Linked DNA regions of Homo sapiens: region 2 is linked to region 1. A link is an interaction called in ENCODE POLR2A ChIA-PET data of the cell type or tissue named here. Cell type or tissue: OCI-LY7. All regions are shown on one strand. Links, peaks and the distances in the headings refer to the core of each region. The heading gives the core; the rest is flanking DNA. Region 1 overlaps POLN (DNA polymerase nu). Region 2 overlaps RNF4 (ring finger protein 4).

The links. ChIA-PET counts read pairs that join two places held together with the same protein. Peaks named below come from ENCODE experiments on the same cell type or tissue, not always from the same donor. Only the 100,000 strongest peaks of a DNase experiment are listed, where the experiment ranks them.
Region 2: POLR2A ChIA-PET joins it to region 1 with 19 read pairs; 2 of 35 experiments call an interaction of 5 or more read pairs at or near these places.

What each region holds. Positions count from the first base shown.
Region 1 is chr4:2,202,559-2,214,482 of GRCh38, reverse strand. It overlaps POLN (DNA polymerase nu), which reads left to right. Exons shown (of 26, transcript NM_181808.4): 4 at 1,357-1,436; 5 at 5,996-6,496. Among named protein-coding and RNA genes, the nearest start is that of HAUS3, 34 kb to the left of the region's middle. In OCI-LY7, for the core only: no CTCF peak of the experiment used is centred there; no DNase peak of the experiment used is centred there.
Region 2 is chr4:2,477,844-2,489,767 of GRCh38, reverse strand. The region is part of intron 1 of RNF4 (ring finger protein 4); the gene reads right to left. Among named protein-coding and RNA genes, the nearest start is that of RNF4, 15 kb to the right of the region's middle. RefSeq lists enhancers at 1-234, 1,586-1,695, 3,199-3,700, 4,204-4,483, 10,676-11,200. In OCI-LY7, for the core only: no CTCF peak of the experiment used is centred there; DNase peaks (open chromatin) are centred at 4,567 and 5,427; H3K4me3 peaks cover 1,394 bases; H3K27ac peaks cover 1,720 bases.

The DNA.
Region 1 (11,924 bases), core at 4,012-6,511:
AGAACTTGTTGTATAATATAGCAGTTAACCCTTTGTCATTTTTGTTCCAAATAGTTTTCCCAATGCATTTATTTTCTTTTTGATGTGGTGCTAGTTATACCAGCCCTATTAATTAATCTATCCTTTTCTATTGAATTGAAATACTATCTTTGTTGTATATAAAGTCTTGGGATCAGTCTCTGGGTTGTCTGTTCTCTTCTAGAGGTCTTTTCTCTCTCTCTTTTTTAAGCTTACTTTTTTTTTTCCCAGGACAGAGTCTTGCCCTGTAACCCAGGCTGGAGTGCAGTGGCGCAATCTCGGCTCACTGCAACCTCCACCTCCCGGGTTCAAGCAATTCTCCTGCCTCAGCCTCCCAAGTAGATGGGATTGCAGGTGCTTGCCACCACACCTGGCTAATTTTTGTATTTTTAGTAGAGGTGGGGTTTCACCATTTTGGCCAAGCTGGTCTCGAGCTCCTGACCTGAGGTGATCCACCCACCTCAGCCTCCCAAAGTGCTGGGATCACAGGCGTGAGTCACCACGCCCGGCCTAAGCTTACATTTCTTGTCTTTTCGTACTTTGAAATTATTTTATTAAATTAAAATATCCCTGTAGGGTCTCCAATTGGAATTGCCTTAAATTTAGAAGAATTAAACATTTTGTGATCTATATCCTAATGCTGTGTCTTTTCATTTGTACAGATCTTTTTTTATGCCATTTAATAAGATTTTACATTTTCATCATTGAGGGCCTTGTATCTTTTTTGTTATATTTATCCTAAGTATAATGTTTTTATATTGTAAGTGAAATATTTTCCCCTATTTGCATTTCAGGTTGTTATTGTTCCTGCAGAGGAAATGTATGTCACAGTGGTTAAGAGCACAGACTCCCAAATCCTATTGCCTGGGATTGGATCCTGGTTCTGTCACTTACTGTTCAGCCCAGGCTTATTGAAATTAAATCAAAATCTAAATTAGAAGTTTGTTTTAATGATGTTTTACTGAACCTTCAATTGTTCCACTGCAGTATTCAGTCTAAGAATTTCCCCAAACCTTTAATCCTTTTAAGGTTTCTATAAAAGTTGACCTTGGGTTTTTAGAGTCATGTATTCAAATGCAAATGTCAAATAATGATTTTTAATAAATGTTTTATGATTATATAGAGTTATCTTCAGTTAACTTGAAGGTACTTTACATAAATATTTATTGCAATGGTACTAAGCATTTTACTTGTGAATTTTATTACATTGTTTTAAGTAAGTTAATAATGAATAAATAAGCATGATTATAGAGGTTATTTCAGTGTTTAGTTAACTGTGTGACTTAGATATCAATGTTTCTTTAATGCCCCATGTTTCTTTTTTGTTGTTTTTAAAAGCTATGGAAGTGATAAACAAGTCCAGTGTTAAGTATTCAGTACAACTTGAAGACAGGAAGACTCAATCACCAGAAAAAAAGGTAAATCATTGCACATATGAGTAATTTTAAATAGATAACTTATTTGTTCAATAGATGCTTATTAAGTGTTCTACTGTGTGCTAGGCACTGTAGATACCACACCTTAAAAAAAAAAAAAGAGGCGTTCTTGCTCTCCAAGAACTTATAGTTTAATTTGGATGCAGGGAGGGGCAAGTAGGTGCCATGAGAGAAGTTAGTTCAGAGTGCTCTGGGGACAATAGGAGGAACATCTAACTCAGTTTTTGTGCTATTTCATTTTGCCCTCCTGGGTGTTGAGGAGAAGAGTCAGGGATGTCTTTCTGAAGTATGAAAATTATATCTGAGTTGAGATCTATTGGATAATTAGGAGGTGATCGACCTAGGCTGGATGCAGTGGCTCACACAGGTAATCCCAGCACGTTGGGAAGCTGAGCAGGGTGGACCACTTGAGGCCAGGAATTTGAGACCAGCTTGGGCAACATAAGGAGACCCTGTCTCTACAAAAAATAATACAAAAAAAAAAAAATTAACTGGGCATGGTGGCATGCTCCTGTAGTCCCAGCTACTCAGGAGGCTGAGGCTGGAGGATCACTTGAGCCAAGGATTTTGAGGCTGCAGTGAGCTGTGATTGCACCACAACACTCCAGCCTGGGCAACAGAGCAAGACTCAGTGTCTAAAAAATAGAAATAAAAAATAAAAAGATCCCCACCTTTAAGGGAGTAGAGGCAAAACATTGAGAAATTTTTCAGATAAGGGAAGAAAGCTTGGAACTTTGGGTAGTGGAAATAATAGAATTTCAGAAAGGCAGGGCTATAACATTCACAATGGGTGAGTTATGTGGTGTGGGCCAGAGAGGTCGTATCACCAAAGACCTTGTGTATGAAAGTGGTGCAGGCAACATAGTGGTTAAGAGAATGGACTTTGGAGTAAACTACCTGTGTTCAACTCCCAACCTAATTAAATTTAAACCTAAATGCCCTATAGTAAAGTGAGATAATAGGACCTGTCTCTTGGGTTGATGGGATGATTATTTGCCCCTGGGTTCATAGGATGATTATCTGCCCTTGGAGTGGAGGGAAGAGGCATCTTCCACAGAGAAGGGACTCTTCTCTTCTTCCCTCTGTAAATGAATGGAAATTGTATCTCTCAGTGGTGAACAGACTGTGCTCCTTGGATCCCGAAGGCAGGGGTCTGCAAACTTTTTGCTCCCTTTCTCTCAAAAGAATTTTGTTGTTTTTGTTTGTTTGTTTGTTTGAGACAGGCCTTCACTCTGTCACCCAGGGTGGAGTGCAGTGGTGTGATCACAGCTCACTGCAATCTCTACCTCCACCTCTGCAACCATGCCCAGCTAATTAATTGAGTCCTGGACTCAAGTGATCCTCCCAACTCAGCCTCCCAAGTAGCTGAGACTACAGGCACACACCATCATTGCCCAGCTAATTTTTGTATTTTTGGTGGAGACAGGGTTTCACCATGTTGCCCGGGCTGGTCTCAAACTCCTGGGCTCAAGCGATCCTCCCACCTCGGCCTCCCAAAGTGCTGGGATTACAGATATGAGCCCCCATACCTGGACTTCTCAAACTATCTGTACTGCCTGACATATTTTAAAGTTGAAATTTAAAATCCTTATCACAAGTTTAAAAAATTGCAAAGTACATGATTTCTGCTCTATTGTTAATATTGACATTTTTACTGTTACATTACCATTTAAAATATATTCACGAAAATTAAATATGCACTTTGACAACTTGATATCCACAATCCTCTTATTATTATTATTATTATTATTATTATTATTATTATTATTATTATTATTTGGAGACGGAGTCTCGCTCTGTCACCTGCACTGGAGTGCAGTGGTGTGATCTCGGCTCACTGCAACCTCCGCCTCCTGGGTTAAGCGATTCTCCTGCCTCAGCCTCTGAGTAGCTGGGATTACAGGTGCCCACCACCACACCCAGCTAATTTTTGTGTTTTTAATAGAGATGGGGTTTCACCATGTTGGCCAGGCTAGTCTCGAACTCCTGACCTCTGGTGATCTGCCTGCCTCAGCCCCCCAAAATGTTGGGATTAAAGGCATGAGCCACCGTGCCTGGACTATTTTATTTATTTATTTATTTATTTATTTATTTATTTATTTATTATGTTTTGAGATGGAGTCTCTGTCACCAAGGCAGGAGTGCAGTGGCGCGATCTCGGCTCACTGCAACCTCCGTCTCCTGGGTTTAAGCGATTCTCCTGCCTCAGCCTCCCAAGCAGCTGGGGTTACAGGTGCATGCCATCATGCCCGGCTAATTTTTTTATTTTTAGTACAGACAGGTTTTCACCATATTGGCCAGGCTGGTCTTGAACTCCTGACCTCGTGATCCATCTGCCCGGGCCTCCCAAAATAGTGGGATTACAGGCGTGAGCCACCATGCCCGGCCTCTTTTTTTTATTATTATTATTATTATTATTATTATTATTATTATTATTATTATTATTTTGAGACTTTCTCACTCTGTCGCACAGGCTGAAGTGCAGTGTGGTGTGACCACGGCTCACTGTAGCCTTGACCTCCTGGGCTCAGGTGATCCTCCCACCTCAGCCTCCTGAGTAGCTGGGACCGTAGGCACATGACACCATGCCCAGCTAATTTTTGTATTCTTTGTAAAAGGACAGGGTTTTGCTATTTTGCCCAGGCTGGTCTTGAACTCCTGGGCTCAAGCAGTCCTCCTGCCTCAGCCTCCCAAAGTGCCAGGATTACAGGTATGAGCCACTGTGCCCAGCCCACAATCATCCCCTTAAAAAAGACAGAGTAAGATCTTCAACAGTTTGAAATTTTATATTTTTCTTTTTCTCCTTGAATTCCTTTTCTTGTTTACTCCTCCATGGAATTTTTAATGTAATTTTATGCTTGAAAGCCTACTCTTGGAAACCATATATTTCTCTGCAATAAAAATACAAGTATAAATTTAAAATTTTCATAACATGTGACCAAGTGTTAAAACATTTTCTTTCAAAATTATTTTAAAGGTAATGTTAATATAGTTATTCAAAGCCATATATATATATATATAAAGTAAATTTATATATATATATAAAGTAAATTTGAAAATAAGCCTTGGCTGGGTATGTTGGCTCACACCTGTAATCCCAGCACTTTGGGAGGCCAAGGCGGGCAGATTGCTTGAGTCCAGGAGTTTGAGACCTGCCTGGGGAACATGGTGAAACCCCATCTCTACTAAAAATAGAAAAATTCGCTGGATATGGTGGTGAACCCCTGTAGTCACAGCTACATGGGAGGCTGAGGTGGGAGGATTACTTGAGCCGGGGACATGGAAGTTGCAGTGAGCTGAGATTGTGCCACTGCACTTCAGCCTGGGCAACAGAACAAGACCCTGTCTCAAAAAAAAAAAAAAAAAAAAAAGGAAAAGGAAAGAAACCTTAAAAATAAAGTGTTATCGTAAATAAGTCCTATAATGAAATGGATAGGATTGCTTTCCCCACCTTGATTAGTTTGTGGATCTATGAATGCATATTGCACATTGATGGAATGAGAGAACTGCTATTGAGCTGGGTTTAATTTTTTTTTTTTTTTTTTTTTCTGAGACGGAGTCTTGCTCTGTCGCCCAAGCTGGAGTGCAATGGCATGATCTCAGCTCACTGCAACCTCCACCTTCCAGGTTCAAGCGATTCTCTGCCTCAGCCTCCTGAGTAGCTGGGATTACAGGCATGCTCCACCATGCCCAACTAATTTTTGTATTCTTAGTAGAGACGAGGTTTCTCCATGTTGGTCAGGATGGTCTCGAACTGTTGACCTTGTGATCCGCCAGCCTCAGCCTCCCAAAGTATTGGGATTACAGGTGTGAGCCACTGCACCTGGCCCAAAAACATTTTTTCAGTAGATAGATTAACATATTGTTAAATAGTTTTGGTGATTTCATTTTTCTCTGCAAATGGCTTTTACTTGGAAGTTGTAAATTATTAATCTTCTCTCTTATGCACATATGCAACATAATCCTATCCATGACATGTCTCATTACATGCACTGATTCCCAGAACAGGGGCCAGTTGGAGGCTTTTGAGCTTTTTTTTCGAGACAGAGTTTCGCTCTTGTCACCCAAGCTGGAGTGCAATGGTGCAATCCCAGCTCACTTCAGCCTCCACCTCCTGAATTCAAGTGATTCTCCTGCCTCAGCCTCCCGAGTAGCTGGAATTACAAGCGCCTGCCACCATGCCAGCTAATTTTTGTATTTTTAGTAAGATGAAGTTTCACCATGTTGGCCAGACTCATCTCGAATTCCTGACCTCAAGTGATCCACCCACCTCGGCCTCCCAAAGTGCTGGGATTACAGGCGTGAGCCACCACGCCTGGCTGGTTTTTGAGCTCTTGATCCAGATATGCATGCCTACCTTGGTTGAGAAAAATCACTGCTCTAGAAGACACTATAGGGTTTCCTTAGAAGGTTTGATCATAGGTAATATGAAGATTGTGTCTCCATATTACCTTAGACAAGTTTTTACCAGAAATTAGTTTAGTTTATAGATCTGTCTTATGAGTCCATATTCTAATGAAATATTTTCCATTTTTCTGTAGGATCTTAAATCTTTAAGAAGTCAGACATCAAGAGGTTCTGCCAAGCTGTCTCCTCAGTCCTTCAGTGTCAGGCTCACAGATCAGCTGTCTGCTGACCAAAAACAGAAGAGCATCAGCTCATTGACTCTTTCAAGTTGTTTAATTCCACAGTATAATCAAGAGGCTTCAGTTCTACAGAAAAAGGGGCATAAAAGAAAGCATTTCCTAATGGAGAATATAAATAATGAAAATAAAGGAAGCATTAATCTTAAAAGAAAACATATTACATATAATAATTTGTCAGAGAAAACAAGTAAACAAATGGCATTGGAAGAAGATACTGATGACGCCGAAGGCTACCTAAATTCTGGGAACTCAGGAGCATTGAAAAAACATTTTTGTGATATTAGGCATTTGGATGATTGGGCAAAAAGCCAGCTGATTGAAATGCTCAAACAGGCAGCAGCCCTGGTGATAACTGTGATGTATACTGATGGTTCCACCCAGCTAGGAGCTGACCAGGTTAGTAAACAGTGATGTTTTTATTTGCTGTCTTGACACCATAAAAGAAGCCCATTTTCTTAGTGTCAGATTTTGATAGGAGAGCTAGAAACAAGATTTTAAGGCTTTCCTTCCCCTCCAGTGGTAAGTGATTGACAATGTATGCTCCCATCAGTTTCTTAGGAAACTGTAAAACTGTTTTCCAGAGTGGGTGTACCATTTTACCTTCCACCAGCAGTGTACTAGGGTTTCAAATTCTCCACCTCCTTGTCAACACATGTTGTTGTCTGTTTTTTTAGCCATTCCAGTGATTCCGAAGTGGTATTTCATAGTGGTTTTAAATTGTATTTCCCTATTATCTAGTGACATTGAGCATCTTTTCATGTGCTTATTGGCCATTCATATATCTTCTTTGATGAAATGTCTGTTCAAATTTTTTGCCCATTTTAAAATTGGGTTATTTGTGTTTTATTCTGGATCTTTATATATTCTGATACAAGTCTCTTATAAGATATATTATTTATACGTCTCCCAATTTCTGTCATATTTTTAAAAAAAATTATTGAGGGTGTCTTTTGAAGCACAAAATTTTTAAATTTGATCTCTATTGATTTTTTTAAAAACCTTTCCTTTTCATTTTCCTTTTCCTTTTCCTTTCCTTTCCTTTCCTTTCCTCTACTTTCCTGCACCCATCACTCAAGCAGTATACACTGCACACAATTTGTAGTATTTTATCCCTCACCCCCTTCCCACCCTTTCCTCCTGAGTCCCCAAAGTCCACTGTGTCATTCTTATGCCTTTGCATCCTCATAGCTTAGCTCCCACCTATAAGTAAGAACATACAATGTTTCGTTTTCCATTCCTGAGTTACTTCACTTAGAATAGTAGTCTCCAATCTCATCCAGGTCACTGTGAATGCCATTAATTCATTCACTTTTATGGCTGAGTAGTATTCCATCATATGTATATACCACAGTTTCTTTATTCACTCCTTGATTGATGGGCATTTGGGTTGGTTCCACGTTTTTGCAATTGCAAATTGTGCTGCTATAACCATGCACGTGCAAGTATCCTTTACGTATAATGACTTCTTTTCCTCTGGGTAGATACCCAGTAGTGGGATTGCTGGATCAAATGGTAGTTCTACTTTTAGTTCTTTAAGGAATTTCCACACTGTTTGCCATAGTGATTGTACTAGTTTACATTCCCACCAGAAGTATAGAAGTGTTCCCTGTTCACTGCATCCATGCCAATATCTATTATTTTTTGACTTTTTGATTATGGCCATTCTTGCAGGAGTAAGATGGTATTACATTGTGGTTTTGATTTGCATTTCCATGATCATTAGTGATGATGAGCATTTTTTCATATATTCGTTGGCCAGTTGTATATCTTCTTTGGAGAATTGTCTATTCATGTCCTTAGCCCACTTTTTGATGGGATTGTTTGCTTTTTTCTTGCTAATTTGTTTGAGTCATTGTAGATTCTGGATATTAGTCCTTTGTCAGATGTATGGATTGTGAAAATTTTCTCCCACCCTGTGGGTTGTCTGTTTACTCTGCTGACTATTCCCTTTGCTATGCAAAAGCCTTTTAGTTTAATTAAGTCCCAGCTATTTATCTTTGTTTTTATTACATTTGCTTTTGGGTTCTTGGTCATGAAATCCTTGCCTAAGCCAATTTCTGGAAGGGTTTTTCCCATGTTATCTTCTAGAATTTTTATAGTTTCAGGTATTAAATTTAAGTCCTTGATCCATCTTGAGCTGATGTTTGTATAAGGTGAGAGATGAGGATCCAGTTTCATTTTACATGTGGCTTGCCAATTATCTCAGCACCATTTGTTGAATAGGGTGTCCTTTCCCCACTTTATGTTTTTGTTTGCTTTGTCAAAGATCAGTTGGCTGTAAGTATTTGGGTTTATTTCTGGTTTCTCTATTTGGTTCAATTGGTCTATGTGCCTATTTTTATACCAGTACCATGCTGTTTTGGTAACAATGGCCTTATAGTATAGTTTGAAATCAGGTACTGTGATGCCTCCAGATTTGCTCTTTTTGCTTAGTCTTGCTTTGGCTATGTGGGCTTTTTTGTTGTTGTTGCTCCATATGAATTTTAAGATTTTTTTTTTTTTTTTTTTGAGACAGAGTCTCGCTCTGTCGCCCAAGCTGGAGTGCAGTGGCACAATCTCAGCTCACTGCAACCTCTGCCTCCTGGGTTCAAGTGATTCTTCTGCCTCAGCCTCCCAAGTAGCTGGGACTTGGGAGGTGCGTGCCACCACGCCCGGCTAATTTTTGTATTTTTAGCAGAGACGAGGTTTCACCATATTGACCAGGCTGGTCTCGAACTCCTGACCTTGTGATCCACCTGCCTTGGACTCCCAAAGTGCTGGGATTACAGGTGTCAGCCACCATGCCTGGCCTAGGACTGTTTTTTATAGTTCTGTGAAGAATGATGGTGGTATTTTGACGGGAATTGCATTGAATTTTTAGATTGCTTTTGGCAGTATGGTCATTTTCACAATATTGATTCTACCCTTCCATGAGCATGGGATGTGCTTCCATTTGTTTGTGTCATCTGTGATTTCTTTCAGCAGTGTTTTGGAGTTTTCCATGCAGAGGTCTTTCACCTCCTTGGTTAGGTATATTCCTAAGTATTTTATTTTTTTGCAGCTATTGTAAAAGGGGTTGAGTTCTTGATTTGATTCTCAGCTTAGTCACTGTTAGTGTATAGCAGAGCTACTGATTTGTGTACCTTAATTTTGTATCCAGAAACTTGGCTGAATTCTTTCATCAGTTCTAGGAGCTTTCTGGAGGAATCTTTAGGGTTTTCTAGGTAAACAATCATATAATCAGCAAATAGTGACAGTTGATTTCCTCTTTATCGATTCGGATGCTTTTTATTTCTTTCTTTTGTCTGATTGCTCTGGCTAGGACTTCCAATACTATATTGAAAGGAAGTCGTGAGAGTGGGCATCCTTGTCTTGTTCCAGTTCTCAGGGTGAGTGCTTTCAACTTTTCTCCATTCAGTATTATGTTGGCTGTGGGTTTATAATAGATGGCTTTATTACATTAAGATATGTCCCTTGTATGCCAATTGTGCTGAGAGTTTTAATAATAAAGCAATGCTGGATTTTGTTGAATGCTTTTTCTGTATCTATTGAGGTGATCATGTGATTTTTGCTTCTAATTCTGTTTATGTGGTATATCACATTTATTGACTTGCGTATGTTAGACCAACCCTGCATCCCTGGTATGAAACCCACTTGATCATGGTGGATTATCTTTTTGATGTGTTGTTGGATTTGGTTAGCTAGTATTTTGTTAAGGACTTTTGCATCTATGTTCATCAGAGATATTGGTCTGTAGTTTTCTCTTTTGGTGGTATCCTTTCCTGGTATTGGTATTAGGGTGATACTGACTTCACAGAATGATTTAGTGAGGATTCCCTCTTTCTCTATCTTGTGGAATAGTGTCAATAGGATCAGTACTGATTCTTCTTTGAATGTCTGATAGAATTCTGCTGTGAATCTGTCTGGTCTTGGACTTTTTTTATTTGTAATTTTTTTGTTACCATTTCAGTCTCACTGCTTGTTATTGGTTTGTTCAGGACATCTAATTCTTCCTGATTTAAATTAGAAAGGTTGTATCTTTCCAAGAATTTATCCATATCCTCTAGGTTTTCGAGTTTATGTGTGTAAAGTTGTTCATAGTAGCCTTGAGTGATCTTTTCATTTTTGTGGTGTCAGTTGTTATATCTCCCATTTTGTTTCTAATTGAGCTTATTTGGATTTTTTCTCTTATTTTCTTGGTTAATCTTGGTAATGGTCTATCAATTTTATTTATCTTTTCAAAGAACCAGCCTTTTGTTTCATTTATCTTTTTTTTTTTTTTTTTTTTTTTTTTGTGATAGAGTTTTGCTCTTGTTACCCAGGCTGGAGTGTAATGGCGCGATCTCAGCTCACTGCAACCTCCGCCTCCCGGGTTCAAGTGATTCTCCTGTCTCAGCCTCCCCAGTAGCTGGGATTACAGGCATGTGCCACCACACCTGGCTAATTTTTTGTATTTAGTAGAGATGGGGTTTCACCATATTGGTCAGACTGGTCTCGAACTCCTGACCTCAGGTGATCCACCCTCCTCTGCCGCCCAAAGTGCTGGGATTACAGGCGTGAGCCCCTGTGCCTGGCATTTGCTTCATTTATCATTTGTATTTTGTTTGTTTGTTTCAATATCATTGAGTTCTGCTCTGATCGTGGTCATTTCCTTTCTTCTGCTGGGTTTGGGTTTGGTTTGTTCTTGTTTCTCTAGTTCCTTGAGGTGTGACCTTAGATTGTGCTCTTTCAGACTTTTTGATGTAGGTGTTTAGGGCTATCCCAGAGGTTTTGATAGGTTGTGTCACTATTGTTGTTCAGTTTGAAGATTTTTTTTTTTTTTTTTAGACAGAGTCTTGCTGTGTCACCCAGGCTGGAGTGCAGTGGTACAATCTTGGCTCTCTGCAACCTCTGCCTCCCAGGTTCAAGCAATTCTCCTGTCTCAGCCTCCTAAGTAGCTGGGACTATAGGAGCAAGCCACCACACCTGGCTAATTTTTGTATTTTTAGTACAGATGGAATTTCACCATGTTGGCCAGGATGGTCTCGATCTCCTGACCTTGTGATCCACCTGCTTCAGCTTCCCAAAGTGCTGGGATTACAGGCGTGAACCACCGCGCCCGGCCCAGTTTGAAGAATTGTTTAATTTCCATCTTGATTTCATTTTTGAGCCAGTGATCATTCAGGAGCAGGTTATTTAATTTCCATGTATTTGTATGGTTTTGAAGGTTCCTTTTGGAGTTGATTTACAGTTTTATTCCACTGTGGTCTGAGAGAGTGCTTAATATAAGTTCAATTTTCTTAAATTTATTGAGGCTCATTTTGTGGCCTATCATATGGTCTATCTTGGAGAAAGTTCCATGCACTGATGAATAGAATGTATATTCTGTGGTTGTTGAGTAGAATGCTCTGTAAATATATGTTAAGTCCATTTGTTCCAGGGTACAGTTTAAATCCATTGTTTCTTTGTTGACTTTCTGTCTTGATGACCTGTCTGGTGCTGTCAGTGGAGTATTGAAGTCCCCCATTATTACTGCTTTGCTGTCTACCTCATTTCTTAGGTCTATTAATTGTTTTAGAAATTTGGGCACTTCAGCGTTAGGTGCATATATATTTAAGATTGTGATATTTTCCTGTTGGACAAGGCCTTTTGTTATTATATCATCTTACTGTTTGTCTTTTTTTTTTTTTTTTTTTTTTTTGAGACAGAGTCTTGCTGTGTCACCCAGGCTGGAGTGCAGTGCTACAGTCTTGGCTCACTGCAACCTCTGCCTCCCAGGTTCAAGCAATTCTCCTGTCTCAGCCTCCCAAGTAGCTGGGACTATAGGAGCAAGCCACCACGCCTGACTAATTTTTGTATTTTTAGT
Region 2 (11,924 bases), core at 3,243-5,742, 280 kb before region 1:
GCCCTTGGACTTCACTGAGAAGCGAGGCCGACCACGGTAAACTCAGCGTCAGCGACGCATGGTTAATGGAGCCACAAAGCCCTGAGCACAGGCAAGCCTGAGGGTTGAGAGAGAGCCAAAGCAAGGACAAGACCCTTGTGGCCACCCACTGCTGGGTGCTAGTGGCTTAGATTAGGAGAGTGCTTCTCAAGCATGAGCCTGTATCAGGCTCCCCCACAGAGGGCTCGTTAAGCACAGCCTGCTAGGCCCTCCAATTTACGTATCTAACAAGTTCCCAGGTGCTGCTTCCAGAGACCACACCATGGAACGTACTGAAGTAGCATAACGAGATGGAGTTGCAAAACAGACACAGGTGAGAGGGATCCAGGTGGCGGAAACGACAGGAACGCTCTCACATCCACCCTTCTGTGCATCCCCAGTGCTGTGCCGTGTCATCCTCCTGTGCACCATTACCATGCCTGCTCATGCTGGGTCTCCTGTCCCTGGGTGCCCGTCTACCCTACTGCCAGGCCATCTTTCCGAAACATTTGCCGCAGCAACTTTCCCTGGCTCCTTATCAAGGCCTAACTCCTAAGCATGGTGTGTGGAGCCAGGCTGGCACTGCAATTAGGGCACATCTCTTGAGCCAGGCAACTGAGATTGAAATCCAGGCATCGGCCGGGTGTAGTAGCTCACACCTGTAATCCCAGCACTCTGGGAGGCCAAGGCGGGTGGATCACCTGAGGTCAGGAGTTTGAGACTAGCCTGGCCAATATGGTGAAACCCCGTCTCTACTAGAAAATACAAAAAATTAGCCTGGAGTGGTGGTGGATGCCTGTAATTCCAGCTACTTGGGAGGCTGAGGCAGGAGAATCTCTTGAACCTGGGAGGCAGAGGAGCCGAGATCATGCCATTACACTCCACCCTGGACAACGAGAGCAAAACTCCATCTCAAAAAAATAAATAAATAAATAAAAAATGAAAATAAAATCCAGGCACCTGCAAACCCCAACCTGTGACCTTGGGGCATGGCATTGAACTTCTCTGTGCCCCATTTCCTTATCTATAGAACAGAACTGCACCTACCTTAATGGTGTGTGAGGATTCCAGAAGTTATTACAAGAGAGTGTTTGGAACAGTGCAGGCACACTGGAAAGGCTCAGTGTCTGTGGGCTGACACATACCCATCACCACACTCAGCCCCACAGCACCAGGTTGGCAGTCTCTCCAAATAAACCTTCCCAGTGACCAGCTCCAACCTTCTGCTCAAGCCCTAAAATGCTGTGTGATATCACATCCCACTCAGTTTTTTTTTGTTGTTGTTGTTGTTGTTTTTGAGACGGAGTCTCACTCTGTTGCCCAGACTGGAGTGCAGTGGGCTCACTGCAACCTCCACCTCCCAGGTTCAAGTGATTCTCCTGCCTCAGCCTCCCAGTAGCTGGGACTACAGGCATGTGCCACCACACCAGGCTAATTTTTCTACTTTTAGTAGAGATGGGGTTTCCACCAGGTTGGCCAGGCTGGTCTCGAACTTCTGACCTCAGGTGATCCACTTGCCTCGGCTTCCCAAAGTGCTGGGATTACAGGCATGAGCCACCACGTCTGTCCTCCCACCCAGCTTTAAGAAAGGATGCATACCTCCCCGCCTCATTCACAGTACAGCCCCTGCCCTGGGAATACAGCAATGAGCAAACACAGCCTCTGTGCAGAATCTAGGGCGGGGAGAAGGGTGAGGAGGGTGCTGGCAGGCAGCTATAACGAAGTTAGGAACTAAGTGTGCAAGAAGTACAGGAGGAGAAAGGGAGGCCAGAGTAGGTTTTTCAGGAGATGCCCAAAGGGACCGCCGTCCCAGCTGAGCTGAGCATTTTCTTCAGCACTTGGTCGTCTGGTTCTGAGAAAATGGCATACTGTATCTCACTCCCTGAGCGCCTCATTCTCTAGCTTGACCTCAATGGTTTAGAGGGGAAATCCCCTTCACTGTTTCACTCTAATAAAGGGTGACTTGCATCTCCTTAGGCTGGCCCATACTATGGGACTACGGGTGCTCTCAACAGAATGCACAAATGGGGCAGGCACAGTGGCTCATGCCCTATAACCCCAGCACTTTGGGAAGTTGAAGAGGGAGGATCTCTTGAGCCCAGGAATTGGAAACTAGCTTGGTTAACATGGTGAGATCCTGTCTCTATAAAAAAATTAAAATAATGAGGCTGGGCAGTGGCTCATGCCTGTAATCCCAGCACTCTGGGAGGCTGAGGCAGGCAGATCACTTGAGATCAGGAGTTCAAGACCAGCTTGGCCAACATGGCGAAACCCCGTCTCTACTAAAAATATAAAAATTAGCCGGGTGTGGTGGTGTGCGCCTATAATCCCAGCTACGTAGGAGGCTAAGGCACAAGAATCACTTGAACCCGGGAGGCGGAGGTTGCAATGAGCCAAGATGGCACCACTGCACTCCAGCCTGGCCAACAGAGAGAGACTCTGTCTCAAAAAATAAAAATAAAAACACATTAAAAAAATAGCCAGATGTGACGGTGCACACTTGTAGTCCCAGCTACTCCAGGGGCTGAGACAGGAGGATCACCTGAGCCCAGGAGGTCAAGACTGCAGTGAGCCATGACTGCACCATTGCACTCCAGCCCGGAGCACAAATGCTTCTCAAAGCAACACCTCACCTGGTAAGTGTTCAACTTTAAACAGACATTCAGGGAAGAGGCTCTGGCTAGGAAAAGACTTGTCTAGTTGGTTTCAACAGAGGTGGGAGGTGCCTCGACATCACCTTAGGACTCACAAGATCATTCAGACCACACGACAGTCCCAGATCCACCACATGTCCTGGGTTCTCATATCCACGAATGTTTCTGATCTCAAGAAATATCTTACATTTGGGTGCACATCTATCATATAGGGGCTTGTTCTCCCCGCCACATCAATAGCGTGTCTTAGAATTTAGAAAAGAGAAGCTACTGACAAAGGAAGACAGAGAAATCAGCCTGCAGAGCAAAGGGAAACACCTGATGTCCACACCCAGGCTGTTCCTAAGCCTCTCTCCTCCCACTTCACTGATATTGAGGCTTCCAAATACGGCTGCTGAAGATGTGCCTTGTGGCTGTCCTGGCCTGCACACCCCTCACCACTCTGAAACCAGCCTCCTGCATCCCTGCAGGCCCAGCTAGACCATTACTACTTCCCTGGGAAGCTTTCTGGAGCCCCCTCATTCTCCATGCCCTGGCCCATACAGCAATTCACCCCAAATCTGGTTTTTCTCTCTCTTTTGGGTTTAGTAAGGGTCAGGAGTCAGAGTTCAAAGGAATTTGGAAGGCTGGTCTTGGGGATAAGCCACCAAGAGGCTGGATTTCACCAGGGCACTGAGGTGAGACAGGAGCATTTCCAGCAGAGCATCCCAGCGTGGTGGGGACGTAGAAATGCAGAGTGAATGGAGACCTTAGCGGTCATGGGAAAGTAGCCCTCACCAACTACAAAGGGTTCTGGATCATGCAGGTGAGAGTCCAATGGAATAAGAAAACTAACAACAGCTGAGAGGTGCCTTCTCTGCATCTGCACAAGGCACTGCGCTTCCTAAATATTAATATCACCACATGTGCTCCTCACATCACCCAGTAAGGAAATAAGCACTGTTATGTTCCCCATTTTACCCATGAAGCAGCTAAGGATTAAAGTTAAGGAACTTCCCCAAAGTCATCCACACCTAGTAAACAGAGCCTAGACTTAAACCAGGGCAGTCTGATACCAAGACCCACACCCTCAAATAGGTATGTTAGTGCCAGAATCAAATACATCAATTCCAGAAACTAGCGGGAACACTGACGGTGATTTTTCAGATTTCTCAAATTTAGTGTGTTCCAAAAGGAACCCTTGCCTCCTCCTTCCGCCAACATATACTCCATTTCAAGAAAGGGCCCCACCATCCTCCAGTCTCTCGTCCAGTATGCTCTCACTTAGGTAAGCGCTACGAGGACAAGGCTCTATTTACTTTCTACCTAGCTAAGACCTTACACAAAGCAGATGCTCATATTTATTGAAGGAATAAATGAGGGTAAGAGTGGGGTGTTGATGGCGCCCCTGCCACTGAGAAAAGAGGAGCTGGGGTAGAGAAGTGGTCATTCCTAACTGGGGATGGTCAGGAGAGCCGGATGCTAGGTATTCCTAAAGCTTCCAAGGTGAAAGGAGAAACAACTCACGCCAAGGTATCTAGCTTCTTACTCTGCAAGAATGAGGCCATAAAACCCAATGAGGGAAGGGAGAACAGAAACAGGTGCTGAGTGTAGTTTTAGAAAAGCAGGGTGTGAGACACCCAGGGAGAAAGGGCCCAAGGTAGCTGGAAACTCAAGAGTGAGAACTCGGATGGACGTAGAGATTTCAGAATGTGTGAAAACTTGGGGAGGCAGGTAGATAGAATCTGTAAAAGAGAATTTAAAAGAAACAAAGCTAGGAGAACCTGGAGCCGTCACTCAGACAAAACCTCCTTCTTCAAGGAGGAGGAAGCAGTGAACAGCTGCAATGCACAGGCTGGGGAACTGAAAGGCGGCCAGTGAGCTCAAACACGGAAGTGGGACGCTGGTGACCTAAGCAAGTGGAAGCAGCAGCAAAGGAGTCGCAGTCCCAGCCCAAACGCGCTGAGGATCAAGCCGGGCTGTCTAGAGGAAGCAGTGCTGAATGGGGCCTCAAGTGACAGGAGGAGTTAATTAAGAAACAATGTATGTGGGTGGGGTGGGCGGAAGGGAGCAGGGATGTCCCACACGAGCACTGTGTGGAGGACAACAAAGGTGCCGAGGGTTCCTAACAAGCCTCACTGACTACACCCTCAGGACAGGGCCATCGAGGGTTTTGGGACAGAGATGACATGTTGAGATCTGCATTTAGAGACCATGTCACCTGTGTCTGGTGAGAACAGATGGGAGACTGAACAAGTCAGACTGTAGACCAAGGAGGAGACTCAGGGTAGCCCAGGTGAGAAGAAAGCCATGAGGCTCGGGGTAGTGGCAGAGTATAGGACAGAGAGGTGACTGACGGGATGGAAGCTGGAAGGGCTTTGGGGCTTTCTTCATTCTTATAGATTTATTATTTAAGGTCTAAGTAATTATTCTGTTTTTCTTAGAGGTCCCCCCCAATAAAGCTATTATAAGCACTTCAGATATTGACCCCCCCCACTCTAGCAGGAGTGTGACATATAATTATGTGTATTCATGGTATATATGTATACGATGTGCAGATGCTCCTTGACGTACAATGGGGCTAACTCCCAATAAATCATAAGTTGAAAAATTCTAAATGAAACACTGTAAGTCAGGGACTGTCCGTGTATGCATATGTGCATGTGTCTCTATCATACATAAAGGAGTCTGCTAATGGATAGAGACATACAGGCGGGCAGGAAACAGGAAGAGTGTTAGACTGGAACCAAATTCTATGACCCTATCTCATACCACTGTATTCCTATGAGCAAAGAGTCAGCTGAAAAGGGGCAGTGGGGAGCACAGCAGAACCAGAATGATATCGTAACTCTGCAGCCAGTCCACAGGGAGATGCTCTAACGAGAAGCTCTTCTGTTTAGCCTAGGCCTACACCAGGTACACAGAACCCTCAAACCCCACCTGGGAGGCAGAGTCTGATACAATTACCCACTGAAAATAAGAGACCTGGGTCAGGCATGGTGGCTCACACCTGTAATCCCAGCACTTTGGGAGGCCGAGGCGGGGGGGGATCACCTGAGGCCAGGAGTTCGAGACCAGCCTGAACAATATGGTGAAACCCACCCCCTACTAAAAATACAACAATTAGCTGGGTGTGGTGGTGGGCGCCTGTAATCCCAGCTACTCGGGAACCTGAGGCAGGAGAATCGCTCGAACCCAAGAGGTGGAGGTGAGCCGAGATCGCACCATTGCACTCCAGCCTGCGCAACAAGTGAAACTCAGTCTCAAAATAAATAAATAAATAAAAATCAATAAAAACAAATAATTTTTTTTTGAGACACAGTCTTGTTCTGTCACCCAGGCTGGAGTGCAGTGGTGTGATCTTGGCTGACTGCAGCCTCCACCTCCCAGGTTCAAGCAATTCTTGTGCCTCAGCCTCCCAACTAGCTGGGATTACAGGAACCCACCACCATGCCCGGCTAATTTTTGTATTTTTAGTAGAGATGGGGCTTTGCCATGTTGGCCAGGCTGGTCTCCAACTCCTGACCTCAAGTGATCTGCCCACCTTGACTTCCCAAAGTGCTGGGATTATAGGTGTGAGCCACCGCACCTGTTCACAAACACCTCTTAAACAGAACTTTGATACCCTCAGTCATATCAATAACCACACCTTAATACTCAGAAGAAATATGAGCCTCTTGCTCATTATACAAATGAGGGTATGTGGTTAAGCGGTCAGCAATGATGTGGCTGGCCAATAAGCCCTACAGCCTTGGACAAATACTTGCCTTCTGTGCCTCAGTGTCCACATCTTTAATTGAGTAGAACACCTCACCTCTGTGGAACCAGTGACCGCTGAATGAAACACCCAGTATGGTTCCTAGCACCCAGAAGGCAGCTCTATCAACTAATTTGCTAACTATTCACAGGTGCCTAGTCTGGGTAAGGCACTGCTCCAGGGGCTAGGAATGGGATGGGAAACAGCAACAAAAAACTACCCATGGAGCATATATCCTAGCTGGAAAGATGATCAACAAATCAAGTAATAAATAGGTATTATATCAGAAGGGCTGGAGAGCATGTCCCTTCTTACAGGTATGAGTGCTATTAAATAAAGGCAAAACAAACCTTCACCCCAGGAGGAACTGGAACCAATGTTTCCGGCTCTCAGCAAGGGCTTTATTCATTTCCAGAACAGACTTGGCAGGATGTAGCTAATCACAACGGCTTAGACTTAGAACAGGACTCAGAGGAGGTTGAAGAAAGCCGGCACACAGCCAATGACAGGCAGTTCTCACCCAGAGTTATTTATTCCTAAGGCTCAGGGGCCTTGAACATTGGCCTCCCCTGAAGGTTTGCAGGGACAAGAGGAATGAATTTGATCAAAGCAGAAAGCAGCAGACTATGCTCAGAGAGGCAATGAGGCTTGTTCAGATGCCAAGTAACCAGGTCTTCCATAAAATTATCTTATGGCCCCGATTAAGCTGCCACCAGCAATCAGGCTACAACCAAAATCCCCAGGGGCCTGAAAGGAGCAAAGGGCTTTCACATCTATCAGCCAAGATGGCCTAGGCTTTGGGGCCTCATATAAAAACAAGGTAATTTCTGGGAGCCAGGAGAAAGGGTAAGATAATGAAGGAAACCTAAGGATCCACTCCTCCGGAGGCCGAGGGGCAGATGTACCTCAGATGCTAGAGGCCGTCAACATCCTCGACACTTCCCCAGGGCCCACAGTCAGCACAGGAGGCAGGCTTGCCAAGCTACCTGGTGTTGATGGCCACTGAGCACAGAGCCTGCTGGAGACCAGCTAGCAGCTTAGCTGCCTCTACTGTATTCAGAACCCAGGGTTGGCTGGGGTACAGGGATGGTTGTGAGACACTCACAAATCTGATTATTTGACCCATACCAGATGGGAGCAACTGAGCAGTGCCCCACAATGGGAATTCTCGAAGGGCACACCAGAGGGGGCCTAATCTCAAACAGCACTGTCTCTGGCTCCGGGCTCCTAAAGAGAGACATGTTCTTCTACTCTTAGTCAGATGCATCTGTGGGCTAAGGGACAATACAAGCTGTCACCAAAGGGCTAGCCAAACTCAACTCTCTAGGGGCTTGCATCTTGGTGGAGAAATCCAGCACCCAGAAGCCCTAATCTAGGCCCTCTTCAACTCTCCTTCAACACTTTACCTAGAAAGTAGACTAACAAATCAGTGTCCCAGCCTGGGCAACATGGGGAAATCCTGTCTCTACAAAAAAATACAAAAACTTAGCCGGGCATAGTGGTGTACGACTGTAGTCCCAGCTACTTGGGAGGCTGAGGTGGGAGGCTCGCTTGAGACTGGGAGGTTGAAGCTGCAGTGAGCCCTGACCATGCCACTGCACTCCTGCCTCGGTGATAGAGCGAGACTCTGTCTTTAAAAAAACACAAAAACACACATGCAAGTCAAAAAAATCACTGGCTCCCAGGGAAGATAAAAGCAGGCACGCACAACAGGAATGCTCTGAAGGAGACAGAAAGGCAGAAGAGAGCAGGAGGAGGAGGTCCAAGGAACTGAAAAGCGCCACAAGGTAATGCTAAGAATCACCAGGCTCCAAAATATCCAAGAATATTGCAAGTATTGCTCCCAAATAATCACAAGCATTGCCTACAGAACATAGGTCAAAGTCTTTATATCATACCAACCTCCCCTCCCAACTCGTCCTCACTTTTCTGGGTTCATTTGCAGTTACGGACATATGTGTTCCTTAAAAAAAATAAAAAAGCATCTTGCTATGCAAAAACCCACCATTTGTGAGGAAAAATGGAATTAGGGCACAACACTGAAAAATGTTGTCAGTGACACACACACACAAAACAATCTAGTGAAAATGGTAGTAAAGCTCTACACATGAGAAATGGTTAAGAAATACAAGTAACTGTGATACTTTACCTTGAAAAAGGCCTGAAGCTTGCTCTGTGGAAGCGGGCCTCAGTCAGTTTACAGATTGTGAGTTATTGAGAAGTGGAGGCAAAGAGAGTGAATGCTGTAACATCAGATGGACACAAATGTGGCTCACATACAAGTCAACTGAGGTGACTGATCTATGTGGAAGGTGTGTATATTACATGGCTTGGTTCAGCTGGCCTCAACTTTTTGCGTTCACCTAATATTTCTCACAGATGACACTGTGGGCAGCAAACTCTCAAGTGGTTCTCTAATACAGCAACCTCACTGGAACAAACTCATCTTTCCAAACAAACACTTCAAACAGAACTGTACTTTACTCCAGGTATCCTGGAAGTCAGTTCAAAGTACCTGACTTTGGACCTCAAAGAAGGTCCGAAGTTGGCCAGGTTGGTCCTGCCGCTCCCACCCCGCTTTAGGGAATTTCTGCTCGTTCTTCAGGGCCTACCTCAAAGGTTGCTTCCATTTCTCTCACTCCTCCTAGTCCTGACTTAACCATTTCTTCTATACTCCCTTAAATCAAGAAACATAACTTATCAAATACTTATCATGGTGTCCCCACCCACTAGCACAGCACTTGGCACAAACATGTAAATGAGATTTTTTTTTTTTCCTCACTGAAATTATCAAGGTCTGAGCTCACACCTGTAATCCCAGCACTCTGGGAGGCCAAGGTGGGCAGATTACCTGAGGTTGGGAGTTTGAGACCAACCTGGCCAACATGGTGAAACCCCACCTCTACTAAAAATACAAAAATTAGCCAGGCATGGTGGTGGGCATCTGTAATCCCTGCCACTCAGGAGGCTGAGGCAGGAGAACCCCTTGAACTCGGGAGGCAGAAGTTGCAGTGAGCCAAGATTGCGCCATTGCACTCCAACCTGGGTGACAGACTGAGACTTTGTCTCAAAAAAAAAAAAAAAAAAGAATGAATGAATGAAATTATCAAGCTCTAGGGCCAGGCATGGTGGCTCATGCCTGTAATCCCAGCACTTTGGGAAGCCAAGGCAGGATTGCTTGAGCCCAGGAGTTCTGGACCAGCCTGGGCAACATGGTGAAACTCCTTCTCTACAAAATATTAATACCAAAGAAAAAAAAAAATTAGCAGGGTGTGGTGGCACGTGCCTGTAGTCCCAGTTACTCAGGAGGCTAAGATGGGAGGATCGCTTGTGCCCTGGGAGGTTGAGGCTAGAGTGAGTTATGACTGTGCTACTGCACTCCAGCCTGGGCAAGACCCTTGTCATTCTGAACACCGACCCCCAACAAAAGTTATCAAGCTCCTCACATGCTTGAAAGAGATGGCGGATACCTTGAAAAGATGGCAGAGTGTTTTTGAAAGAGAAAAAAATAATTTCAGAGATGGGGGAAATGAAGCCTTTACATTGCAAGTAAAAACAGTCACAATTAGGAAACAAAGAAAGCCTTAAAAGCAGGACGGGGGACAGTACAGCCGTGTGCACCTGTATTAGTCCGTTTTCACGCTGCTGAGACAGACATACTTGAGACTGGCCAATTTACAAAAGAAAGAGGTTTAATGAACTTAACAGTTCCACATGGCTGGGGAAGCCTCACAATCAAGGTGGAAGGCAAGGAGGAGTAAGTCCCGTCTTACGTGGATGGCGGCAGGCAAAGAGAGCTTGTGCACGGAAACTCCCCCTTATAAAACTATCAGATCTCATGAGACTTATTCACCATCACCAGAACATGGGAAAGACCTGCCCCCATGATTCAATTACCTCCCACCGGGTCCCTCCCACATGTGGAAATTCAAGATGAGATCTGGGTGGGGGACACAGCCAAACCATATCATTCCACCCCTGGCCCCTCCCAAATCTTATGTCCTCACATTTTAAAATAAATCATGCCTTCCCACAGTCCCAAAGTCTTAACTCATTTCAGCATTAACTCAAAAGTCCAAAGTCTCATCCGAGACAAGGCAAGTCCCTTCCACCTATGAGCCTGTAAATCAAAAGCAATTTAGTTACTTCTTAGATACAACGGGGGTGCAGGCATTGGGTAAATACAGCCATTCCAAATGGGAGAAATTGGCCAAAACAAAGGGGCTACAGGCCCCATGCAAGTCCGAAATCCAGCAGAGCAGTCCAAATCTCAAAGCTCCAAAATGATCTCCTTTGACTCCATGTCTCACATCCAGGTCACGCTGATCCAAGAGGTGAGTTCCCATGGCCTTAGGCAGCTCCACCCCTGTGGCTTTGCAGAGTACAGCCTCCCTCCCGGCTGTTTTCACTGGGTGGTGTTGAGTGTCTGCAGCTTTTCCAGGTGTACAGGGCAAGCTGTCAGTGGATCTATCATTCTGGGGTGTGGAGGACAGTGGCCCTCTTCCCACAGCTCTACCAGGTGGTGCTCCAGTAGGGACTCTGCTTGGGGGCTCCAACCCCACATTTCCCTTCCACACTGCCCTAGCGGAGGTTCTCCATGAGTGTCCCGCCCCTGCAGCAAACTTCTGCCTGGGCATCCAGGTGTTTCCATGCATCCTCTGAAATCTAGTGGAGGTTCCCAAACCCTCATTGTTGACTTCTGCGCACTCGCAGGCTCAACACCATGTGGAAGCTGCCAAGGTTTGGGGCCTGCACCTTCTGAAACCACAGCCTGAGTTCTACTCTATGTTGGCCCCTTTTGGCCACAGCTGAGACGGCTGGAACGCAGGGCACCAGGCCCCTAGGCTGCACACAGCAGGGGAACCCTGGGCCCAGCCCAGGAAACCATATTTTCCTCCTGGGCATCTGGGCCTATGATGGGAGGGGCTGCCATGAAGGCCTGTGACATGCCCTGGAGACATTTCCCCCCACTGTCTTGGGGATTAACGTTTGGCTCCCTGTTACTTATGCAAATCTCTGCAGCTGGCTTTAATTTCCCCTCAGAAAATGGAATTTTATTTTCTAGCACATTGACAGGAGGCTGCAAATTTTCCAAACTTTTATGCTCTGCTTCCCTTATAAAACTGAATGCCTTTAACTGTACCCAAGTCATCTCTTGAATGCTTTGCTGCTTAGAAATTTATTCTGCCAGATACCCTAAATCATCTTTCTCAAGTTCAAAGTTCCACAAATCTCTAGGGCAGGGGCAAAATGCGGCTAGTCTCTTTGCTGAAACATAACAGGAGTGACCCTTGCTCCAGTTCCCAACAAGTTCCTCATCTCCATCTGAGACCATCTCAGCCTGGATTTCATTGTCCATATCCTTATCAACATTTTGGTCAAAGCCATTCAACAAGTCTCTAGCGAGTTCCAAACTTTCCCACATTTTCCTGTCTTCTTCTGAGCCCTCCAAACTGTTCCAATCCCTGCCTGCTACCCAGTTGCAAAGCTGTTTCCAAATTTTCAGGTATCTTTTC